Regions from separate parts of the Homo sapiens genome. Here regions 2 and 3 are each linked to region 1. Evidence: chromatin contacts called from ENCODE Hi-C or POLR2A ChIA-PET data. All regions are on one chromosome and are shown on one strand. The core of a region is the stretch at or near the end of the contact, and the rest is flanking DNA. Distances in the headings are between cores, read along the strand shown.

Region 1 (2,819 bases), core at 167-2,666:
ATACAGCGCCTAAGGAGCAGGGCCAAGGTTCAATTCAAACCGAATCCCAGCCTCATGCTAGATCTTAGTTCACACTTCATTCTTTCAATGAGCATTTATAATCTAAACTGTACCTAGCAAACAGGTGGGACTTCAATGTTTCTTGAATTAACCACCTAAATGTGCCATGATGTCAGAGACAGATGTCATCCTCACTGTAGCCCCCAGGTTCAGCACAGTATCCAGGAAAGAATGGGTGCTTGTAGTCCCAGCTACTCGGGAGGCTGAGGCAGGAGAATTGCTTGAACCCGGGAGGCAGAGGTTGCAGTGAGCCGAGATCTCGCCATTGCACTCCAGCCTGGTTGACAGAGCAAGACTCTGTCTCAAAAAAAAAAAAAAAAAAAAAAAGCATAGGTGCTTAATCAATGTCAGCCAATGAATACGTAAAGGAATTCTAAGTTTTAGAACAGTGATACTTTATTTTTCTTTGTTTGTTTGTTTGTTTTTGTTTCTTTTGAGCCGGAGTCTCACCGTCGGTCAGGCTGAAGTCCAGTGGTGCCAGCTCGACTCACTGCAACCTCCACCTCCCGGGTTCAAGCGATTCTCCTGCCTCAGCCTCCGGAGCAGCTGGGATTACAGGCGTGCACCACCACGCCTGGCTAATTTTTGTATTTTTAGTAGAGACGGGGTTTCACCATGTTGGCCAGGCTGGCCTCAAGTGATCCGCCCAACTCGGCCTCCCACAGTGCTGGGGTAACAGGTGTGAGCCACCACGCCTGGCCGATACTTCATTTTTCTGGAGGTCATTTACTTAGTAAGGCCAACTGGATCCTGGCTAAAAATGTGAAAGAAGACAGAAAGAGTCACGAGCAGTGAACAAAAGTCACGGGTCCTAGCACGTAAAAGCTCAAGTACTTGATTCAAAGCCGAAATTCTCAGGTCCTCAGTTGTAGCCTGGTTACCCTTACAAACACCAGTGCTAAAGAGCACGGTTACTAATCTTTCCAGGACACAAGATTTGAAAGCATCTGTTTCGAAGGGAGATGACCTGCTAGAGGAAGCTTGCGGGCAACAGCAAATTGGGAGTTCGACTAGCACTTTCAGACTGGGATGCAACGAAGAACTCGCCAGCAGAGGTAAGAGATGGGCAAGATGAAGAGAATGAACTCTGATTCTCGGATATCTGCCCGCAAGGTGGCTCCGAGAAAGCCAGCGGGAAACTGCAGCATCGCGGAGGACTTCTCTAGTTCAGGTTAAAGAGACAGCAGCCAGAGGGAGCCGACCTCAAACCCAACTCCCGACAGCAACCTTGAGGCCACCCGAGGTGGCGCATGCGCAGTGTGCGAGGTAGTGCTCTTCCTACCTGCCGACCTGCGGAGCCTTCTTACTGAGCAGGGCTTACGTCACGCAAGCGCCGCGGGTGTGTGACGTCATCTGAGAGCGCCACGCGCGGTCCCGAAAACCTGAGCACCCTCTGGCTAAGGCGTTGCTGTAGAGACGGTGCGCCAGCCCCGCCCCCGAGGCGGGATTGGAGGAAAACTGGACAGCTGACAAGGGTGACGTTTCGAAAGCGCGCGGGAGGCCGTGCTGGGACGCAGAGCCCGAAAACCTATTTGAGGGGCGTCTTGACCGAAGGTGCTAAATATCACATGTCCCCATTAAAGTAAAAATGCAAACTGCCCTAATCGGATTTCGTGTAAGGCAGGAGGGCTGGGAAGACTTAAATGTATCACTTCAGTAGTTTAGGGGTGGGAAGAAGAGTTTGGACCAGACTGGTGCCGGGATAACCTGACCTTTTTGAGCCTTAACTTCTTCTCGAAGGGATCGTTCCCATCAGCATATAAACATGTAATTTCCCCCTTCCTGAGAACCCTGTGGTGGCTCCAGCTCCCACCCCATCCCTTCGCTTTCTGAATACCGTAACTCCTTGGAAGAGTGTATATATTCTTTGTCCAGCTCTCTCCTCCCACTCTGTTGAACTCCCTCCAGCCAAACTCAGTCTCTCCCAAGTCCTCCTCTTACCTGCTCTATCAGCAATTTTTGATACAGTTTATCACCCTCTCCTCCGCAAAACTTTCTTCACTTGGCTTTTGGCAGTGCACACGCTTGTTTTTCTCCTCCATCCCTGCCCCACCTTCTCTGTTTCTTTTGCTAGCCTCTCCTCTTTTTCCTGACCTCTAAATGTATCAGTACCCCCAGCACTGGCTCCTTGGACTTCTCTTTCTTTTCGCTTAATCTCTTGATGATTTCATCGGGTTTCATGGCTTTAAAGACTATGTGCTGATGACTCCCCTCCTTATAGCTCCAGCCTGGAATTCATCCTCAAGAAAAATCCTTCTGGCTTCTCAGGCTGTAAACTTAGAGTTCTTCATCCCGTGTCAAATCTGTCAGCAGATCCTATTGGCTTTTCTTTTTTCCCCAGAATCCGGTATCCACTAACAGCATCTTAGACCAAGCCCCCATCTCTCACCTGGATTATTGTAATTGCCTAGCTGGTCCTTCCTCTGCTCCCACCCCGTCAGTCTGTGTTTACATAACAACCTCAGTAATTCTGTTAAAAGTCATATCATGTGCCTCCTCTGTGCAAAAACTACCAGGCCTCCTGTCTCAGAGTAAAAGCCAAACCTTTACCATGGCTAGAAGTGTTCCACACGGCCAGGCCTCTGTTCTAGACCTTTCCTTTCTTGTCTCCGTTCTCACTTAACACCAGCCACAGTGGCCATTCTGCCAGGCTTGCTTCTGCCTCTGGGATCCTGAACTTGCCTTTACCTCTGCCTGGAACTTGTCCTCAGTTATCCCCAGGGCTCTCTCCCTTACCTCCTCCAAGACTTGGCTCAAAT
Region 2 (2,819 bases), core at 115-2,614, 250 kb before region 1:
CAGGCCACTACCCCATGTGGCAGTAGGTGCCAATGGGCTCAGGTACCAACTGATGCTGCCCCCAGCTGCTCCCTCTGCTCCTGGATAGTCCTTCAAGAGGAATGTTTGCAAGCACAGGTACCTTCCCTCTTCCTCAGCCATGACTACACAGCATTTGTGGCTCATGCAGGAAGACACAGGGGCTCAGAGGAGTGGCCATTTGTCCCAAAGATATCTCAGAACTGGGCAGAGGCAGAACTGGCTAACATAACTGCAGTGGGCCGTTTAGCCCCCTTAACATGACTTGGTATCTGCTAGAGTTTCACATGCATGTATGCAGAGATCCCAGCCACCTCTGGGCTCCAGGAGCCTAGTGTGGATGCAACAGGAAGGCCCAGGCTCTGGAACCTTCTGCAGAGCCTAGCTCATGTCCCCCACCTGACGCAGAAACAGGGAGGTGCTGAAGCATGTGCCCTGTCTGTGCTACAGGCCCCATCCACGTAACCTGAGAGAGGGGGCCTCAGGAGCACTGGCACCTGCTGCTCCAGGCCAGGAGCAAGGAACTCCAGGGACCACCTCCCCTCAGTCTCCTTCCCCACTGGCGGCTCACAGGCTGGACAGGGCTCCAGCCAGCAGGGGGCGCGCGCGTTCACCTCGGGGCCAGGTTGGCTGAAAGCCCCTCTCCCGTTCCCCTCTTCTAGAGCAAAAGTCTTCCAAAGCCTTGACCTCTTAGACAACGCTACTTTAGTGACCGAAGCACTTTTCCTTTCCCTTTCATGCGAGTTTTTTGCAACCATGGGTGGCTAGTATCAATGCCTCCACTTTCAAGGTGAGGAGAGGAACTGGGGAGGTTGAGCATTTGCTGCAATATCACCGTGGCCAGCAGCGCAAGAGAGCCAGGGTCCCCATTTGCCACCCATGAACCAGTCGGCCTTCCTCGCCCCACGCTGGAGATAGAGGAGGGAAGAAAGAACTAGCCGAGCAAAACCCCAAAAAAGGAATCCTTTCTCCCCAGAGATTATGAAATCAAAGAACATTTTGTTGCTTCTTGGAAATTCTTCCCCTTACGGAGGCTACACAATTGAACAGGGTTTTCATTATTATGACTATGATTATTAAAGTTGTTGGTCTAGTTCCCGCCTCCTTCTTTGCAAACTTTCGCACGGACTGAGAAACACAAGCGTTTACCTGGGTGCATGCTGGGACGGGGCGAGCAGGTAGTGCAGGCTTCCAGGCCTCTCCTGCCCCGGAGCTTGGCTGCAGGACTCCCGCAAAATCTCCAAATGCCCCCGATCTGCGTGGTCACCGAGAAGCAGCCCGGCTCGGAACAAGCCCAGGCAAGCCCAGGCAGAGCCCGCCGCCGGGTCCTCCTTCCTGCTCGTGCCACCAGGCCCCGGGGCCGCGACGCGTCTCTCCAGCCCGGGATCCGGGGAGCTGGGCTGTCCCCAGACCGACGGGACAGCGGCATCTCCTCCACCTGAAAAGGAAAGAGGACCAGGTGGGGGCCAGGCAGGGCGCATGAAGGCGGCGCCAGCACCGCGCGATCCGAATCACGTCGGTGCGGGGGAGGGGTCGGAGCCTGGCCTCGGCCTAGGGCGCAGATGCGGTGCGCACCGCAGGGGGGCGGCGTGGGGTGCGGGGCCAGTCCCGCCGGGCACGGGGTCCTGGTCCTCATCCCCTTCACCGCCGCCGCCCGCCTGGGCTGGCGTTTCCCCAGCGAGAGCGCGTAGTTTGCGCAGCGCCCCTCGCCCACGCCGCCGCTGGGTCGCGGGGCGCGCCTACCCAGAGCCGAGGTCCCGGACTCCCCGGCCATCGCGACCCTTCCGGGGACTCCTCGCCCCTTCGCGGTGGGACCAAGGCCCGGGTGGGGCCGGGACAGGGTGGTGGGGGGAAGGGGGACCGTACAAAAGCAAACAGAAACCACGGGGGGCTCGCCGCGACGCCCAGTCCGAGGGCCTCTCGCCTGGAAGAGGGAAGAAACCCACGTCCTGGACGCGGGTGTGGGGTCTGTCCCGGGTCAGGACCTGTTGTCTCTGCGACGTTGCCAGTCCGGAGAGCTCGGAGGGCCAATGCAGCCCCGGATTCAACAAGATGCGAAAGGACTTCTAAAGCCAGGAACCGGCACCCAGCCACGGCCACCGCCCGCCGGCCCGGCGCCCTGCCCCCACTCACTGCGCCCCCAAGTTCCGGCGCCGCGGGCTGCAGGGGTGACTTGGCTCGGCGTGCCTCGGGGCACGAGGCTCGGCCCCGCACGGCTCTCGGGTCCCGGGGGGCTGGGGTGGGAAGGGACATGGCCGGCGCGCGGCGCTGGGGAGCCGGGTGCGCCAGGCTGGGGACCTTGCGTGGGGCAGGGCTTGGCTCAGCCGAGGGGCCGCGGCTCAGCCCCCCTCACCGGCCTTAAAGGTTCCCAGAGACGCAAAGTCGGACGCGGGTCCTGAGCGCGGAGCTACAGGGGGGAGCATGGGGCAGCCCCCAAGGCGCGCTCCCTGCATTTCCCACCCTTTCCACGCTGCCCTGCGCGCACGGTCGGGCGCCCTTGGGGTGGGCAGGGAGGCGCGGGCAGGGGCAGCGCCGAAGACCTCCCGCCGCCATGGAGAAGGGGCTCCCCACCCACCCTCCTGCCCCAACCATTATAGATCCCAGCCAGTGCGCCCCGCGCCCTTCCGGGACAAGCTGCCCCCAGGACCACCGTGCCCCAGTATCAAGCGGACAGCAAATCTCTCGGTGGCTCCTTTTGTAAGGGTTTCTGCCCTCAGGGTTGTTACGGGACAGAAATGGTTTCATCAGAAACAAGCCCTCCTCGCACACTCACAGTTTGCAGGACTCCGAACTGGGCCCGC
Region 3 (2,819 bases), core at 204-2,703, 160 kb before region 1:
TCAGTGCTGTTTGGAGCTCCATTTCTCATTTGATGACTTGCTCTGCGTGGGGAGGTGGGGTCTCATTCCCCCAACTTCCTCAGGGAGGACCCCTGCCCTCCGCTGCTCCTCTGTCCTGCTAGCCTTCCTCCAGGAAGCACACTGGGTGCAGATAATCAGGACATTCCAGAGATCCCCAATTTAAGAGGGTCATTTCCATCTCAGGGGACTCCCGGATGGGTGTTTCCGCTCTCAATAGCCCCTCTTGTTTTACCAGGAAAGATCCAGTTAAATCACCCACTGAGGTGACAGCTCATTAGCGGGGAGAGAGATGGAGCATCGAGTGACACTGGGCCATCCAGGCGGCTCTGCTCCCACCAGACAGGAGCTAGGCCTCACTGGCAGGGGGGCTGCCCACAGCCTTTTCAGGGGCTCGCTTGGCGGGTGACGGGGCCGCAGCCAGGCCTTCTCTCCCTGCCCCTTGGTGACCCCGTGGCTTCCTGTCTGCTGGCCTCTCCTGCTACTTATCACTTCACCACGAACTCTCTGCCTGAGACTGGGGAAGTAAGCGGGTATCTTCTCAGTGAGCATAGGTTGGGGACTGTGATCTTGAGAAGCCATGGGCCAGCAATACCTGCTTTTCTGAAGCCCCCAAGGAGGGCTCTGACATTCTTTTTAAAAACACCACAAAGCAAAATTCCCAGGACATGTGTAGTTTTGTTTGTTCAGTATCCCACAACTTAAGGCTGGGAGATGGAACTCTTGGTTAAGGTCGATTTTTCTGTCTGGCTTCTCCGCACCTTCCACTTGCTCTCTGGATCAGGCAGATATAAACTTTCTAGCGCATTTTGAGAGAGGGCTTTCTTGGGTGAGGGAGCATGGCAAAGTCGGTTTCTCTCTGGACTGTTTACACTTCAAGGCGGTGGATTTAGAGGAATCCTGGCTTTCATTTTCAATGCCAGTCTGAGACATGTTCCCAAGCCGGGGCTCTTGTTCACACCACTTACTCTGGCCACCAACAACAACCCAGGCCAGACAGAGCATCTCTTTTTTTTTTTTTTGAGACAGAGTCTCTGTCGCCCAGGCTGGAGCCCAGTGGCGAGATCTTGGCTCACTACAACCTCCACCTCCCGGGTTCAGGCAATTCTCGTGCCTAAGCCTCCCGAGTAGCTGCGACTACAGGCGCCGGCCAGCATGCCTGTCTAATTTTTGTATTTTAGTAGAGACAGGGTTTCACCATGTTGCCCAGGCTGGTCTCGAACTCCTGAGCTCAGGCAGTCTACCCACCTCAGCCTCCCAAAGTGCTGGGATTACAGGCGTGAGCCACCGCGCCCAGCCAGAACATCTGTTTTTACACCCAGAGAGCGCCCCTCGTTAGGACAGAACCACGGTGCCCAGAGCCAGGAAGCCGCCCTCCTGGCGCCCAGCATCTGAGCTTCTACACGTGATGGGCGGGCTCAGGAGAGGACAGGGAGTCGTGGTGGAAGTTCCACAGCTGGCCGCGTGGGGGGGCCCTTGCACCGCACTGCCGCCTCCTGACTGCCCCTATCCCCGCAGCCCCTGTGCCGGATTTCATTTCCCTCCTCTCTCCCAGGGTACCTGGCCCCAGCACTCTCCCATCTGTTCTTCAGGAACCGACTCCTCTCCAGTTGCAACACCAGGGAGAAAGGGGCCTCCACATGCCCAAGTACCCCTGCAGGATGAAGGGCAGGCCGGCCCTTGATGTGCCATTTCTGAATAATAGTCACTGCCGCCGAGTCTAGGATGTCCTGTTCTAACTCAGCCCTGCCTCGGATGCACCACCGATCTGTGCAGAGTGGGTGTGGGAGTGTGGGTGAGGGTCGAAATGCCAAAGGTCTACTTTCCAGAATCAAGTGCCTTCTGCAAATCATGTTGGAAAAGTCCAAACCTGGAGATGTCCCTGTGCCTCCGCCCCTACCCACCCCTTTTCCTTCAGCTGTGTTAGGAAGGAGAAGTTTTCAGAACCCTCTAGGCTGGTGGCTTTCAAACTTCAGACCATGATCTGCAGCAAGAAACGTGCCTTCCATCATAAATCAGTCCATTTGTTTACAACTGTGTTCCAAGCAGGTTTCATAAAGAAATTCTTAACCTTAGAACCTCGGATATCCTCTATGTTTTAGTTTTCATTTTTTTAAAATGCTTCTTAAAATTCACTAAATTGGGCTAGGTGTGGCTCATGCCTGTAATCCCAGCACTATGGGAGGCTGAGGTGAGAGGATCACTTGAGCCCAGAAGGTTGAAACCAGCCTGGGCAACATAGTGAGACCCCATCTCTACAAAAAGTTTTAAAACCAGGTATGGTGGTGCCCTCCTGTGGTCCCAGCTACTCGGGAGTCTGAGGTGGGAGGATCACCTGAGCCCAGGAGACTGAGGCTGCAGTAAGGTGTGATTGCACTATTGCTCTCTAGCCTGGAAAACAGAGTGAGACCCTATCTCAAAAAAAAAAAAAAAAAAAAAGGAAAGAGTGATGACAACAGCCCAGGGAGCAGCCCCGCTCAGAACCCAAGTCCCAAGTTCCAGCACTGTGTTCCCAGGCAGGCTGTTTGCCTCTTCCTGGTCTGGAAGCCCTTGGGTCCTATGGTGGCGGCAGCTCCCACAGTCCAGGTTCCCTGGTGGGGACCAATGATTCCATCCGCATGGAAGCCCACGTGTGCACTTAGGGGCCCATAAATGGCAGAAGGGCCCCTCCTTTGGGAGACCTTGTCAGTCAGCATCTCTAGGGCAACCGTGATTGCCATTTGTAGAGGGGAAGGAATCAAGGGACTTTAAGCTAGATCAAAATCTGGGGACAAATTCTCCTGCTAACTGCAAGTTAAAAT

Evidence for each region. Hi-C counts contacts between places; a loop is a spot of excess contacts on that map. ChIA-PET counts read pairs that join two places held with the same protein, here RNA polymerase II (POLR2A). Pooled maps may share reads with other maps.
Region 2: a pooled map shows a loop between it and region 1 (6-fold over the local background). The contact joins the promoter of LNCTAM34A here to the promoter of LINC02606 in region 1. A Hi-C loop is called at or near these places in 2 of 37 single-sample maps with no recorded cell type and 6 of 50 pooled maps. POLR2A ChIA-PET finds 5 or more read pairs at or near these places in 3 of 52 experiments (GM12878, WTC11 and activated CD4-positive, alpha-beta T cell).
Region 3: a loop to region 1 is called in a pooled map, with 3 times the contacts of the local background. The contact joins the enhancer-like site here to the promoter of LINC02606 in region 1. A Hi-C loop is called at or near these places in 4 of 37 single-sample maps with no recorded cell type and 8 of 50 pooled maps. POLR2A ChIA-PET finds 5 or more read pairs at or near these places in 5 of 52 experiments (AG04449, GM10248, HepG2 and 2 more).

What each region holds. Positions count from the first base shown.
Region 1 is chr1:9,427,580-9,430,398 of GRCh38, forward strand. LINC02606 (long intergenic non-protein coding RNA 2606) reads right to left here and starts at 1,417. Exons shown (of 2, transcript NR_104622.2): 1 at 1,343-1,417. RefSeq lists enhancers at 150-784, 1,283-1,512, 1,573-1,662.
Region 2 is chr1:9,180,840-9,183,658 of GRCh38, forward strand. It overlaps LNCTAM34A (long non coding transcriptional activator of miR34a), which reads left to right and starts at 1,365. Exons shown (of 3, transcript NR_132738.1): 1 at 1,365-1,477; 2 at 2,794-2,819. MIR34AHG (MIR34A host gene) reads right to left here and starts at 1,499. Exons shown (of 2, transcript NR_132742.1): 1 at 1,168-1,499. RefSeq lists enhancers at 53-914, 827-976, 915-1,775, 1,087-1,436, 2,637-2,819 and silencers at 1,477-1,836, 2,147-2,236, 2,247-2,356.
Region 3 is chr1:9,265,803-9,268,621 of GRCh38, forward strand. H6PD (hexose-6-phosphate dehydrogenase/glucose 1-dehydrogenase) reads left to right here. Exons shown (of 5, transcript NM_004285.4): 5 at 1-2,819. Among named protein-coding and RNA genes, the nearest start is that of SPSB1, 26 kb to the right of the region's middle. Within about 2 kb of position 1,454, at least 4 of the 41 ENCODE cell types and tissues checked have a DNase peak (open chromatin) inside an H3K27ac peak, as active enhancers do.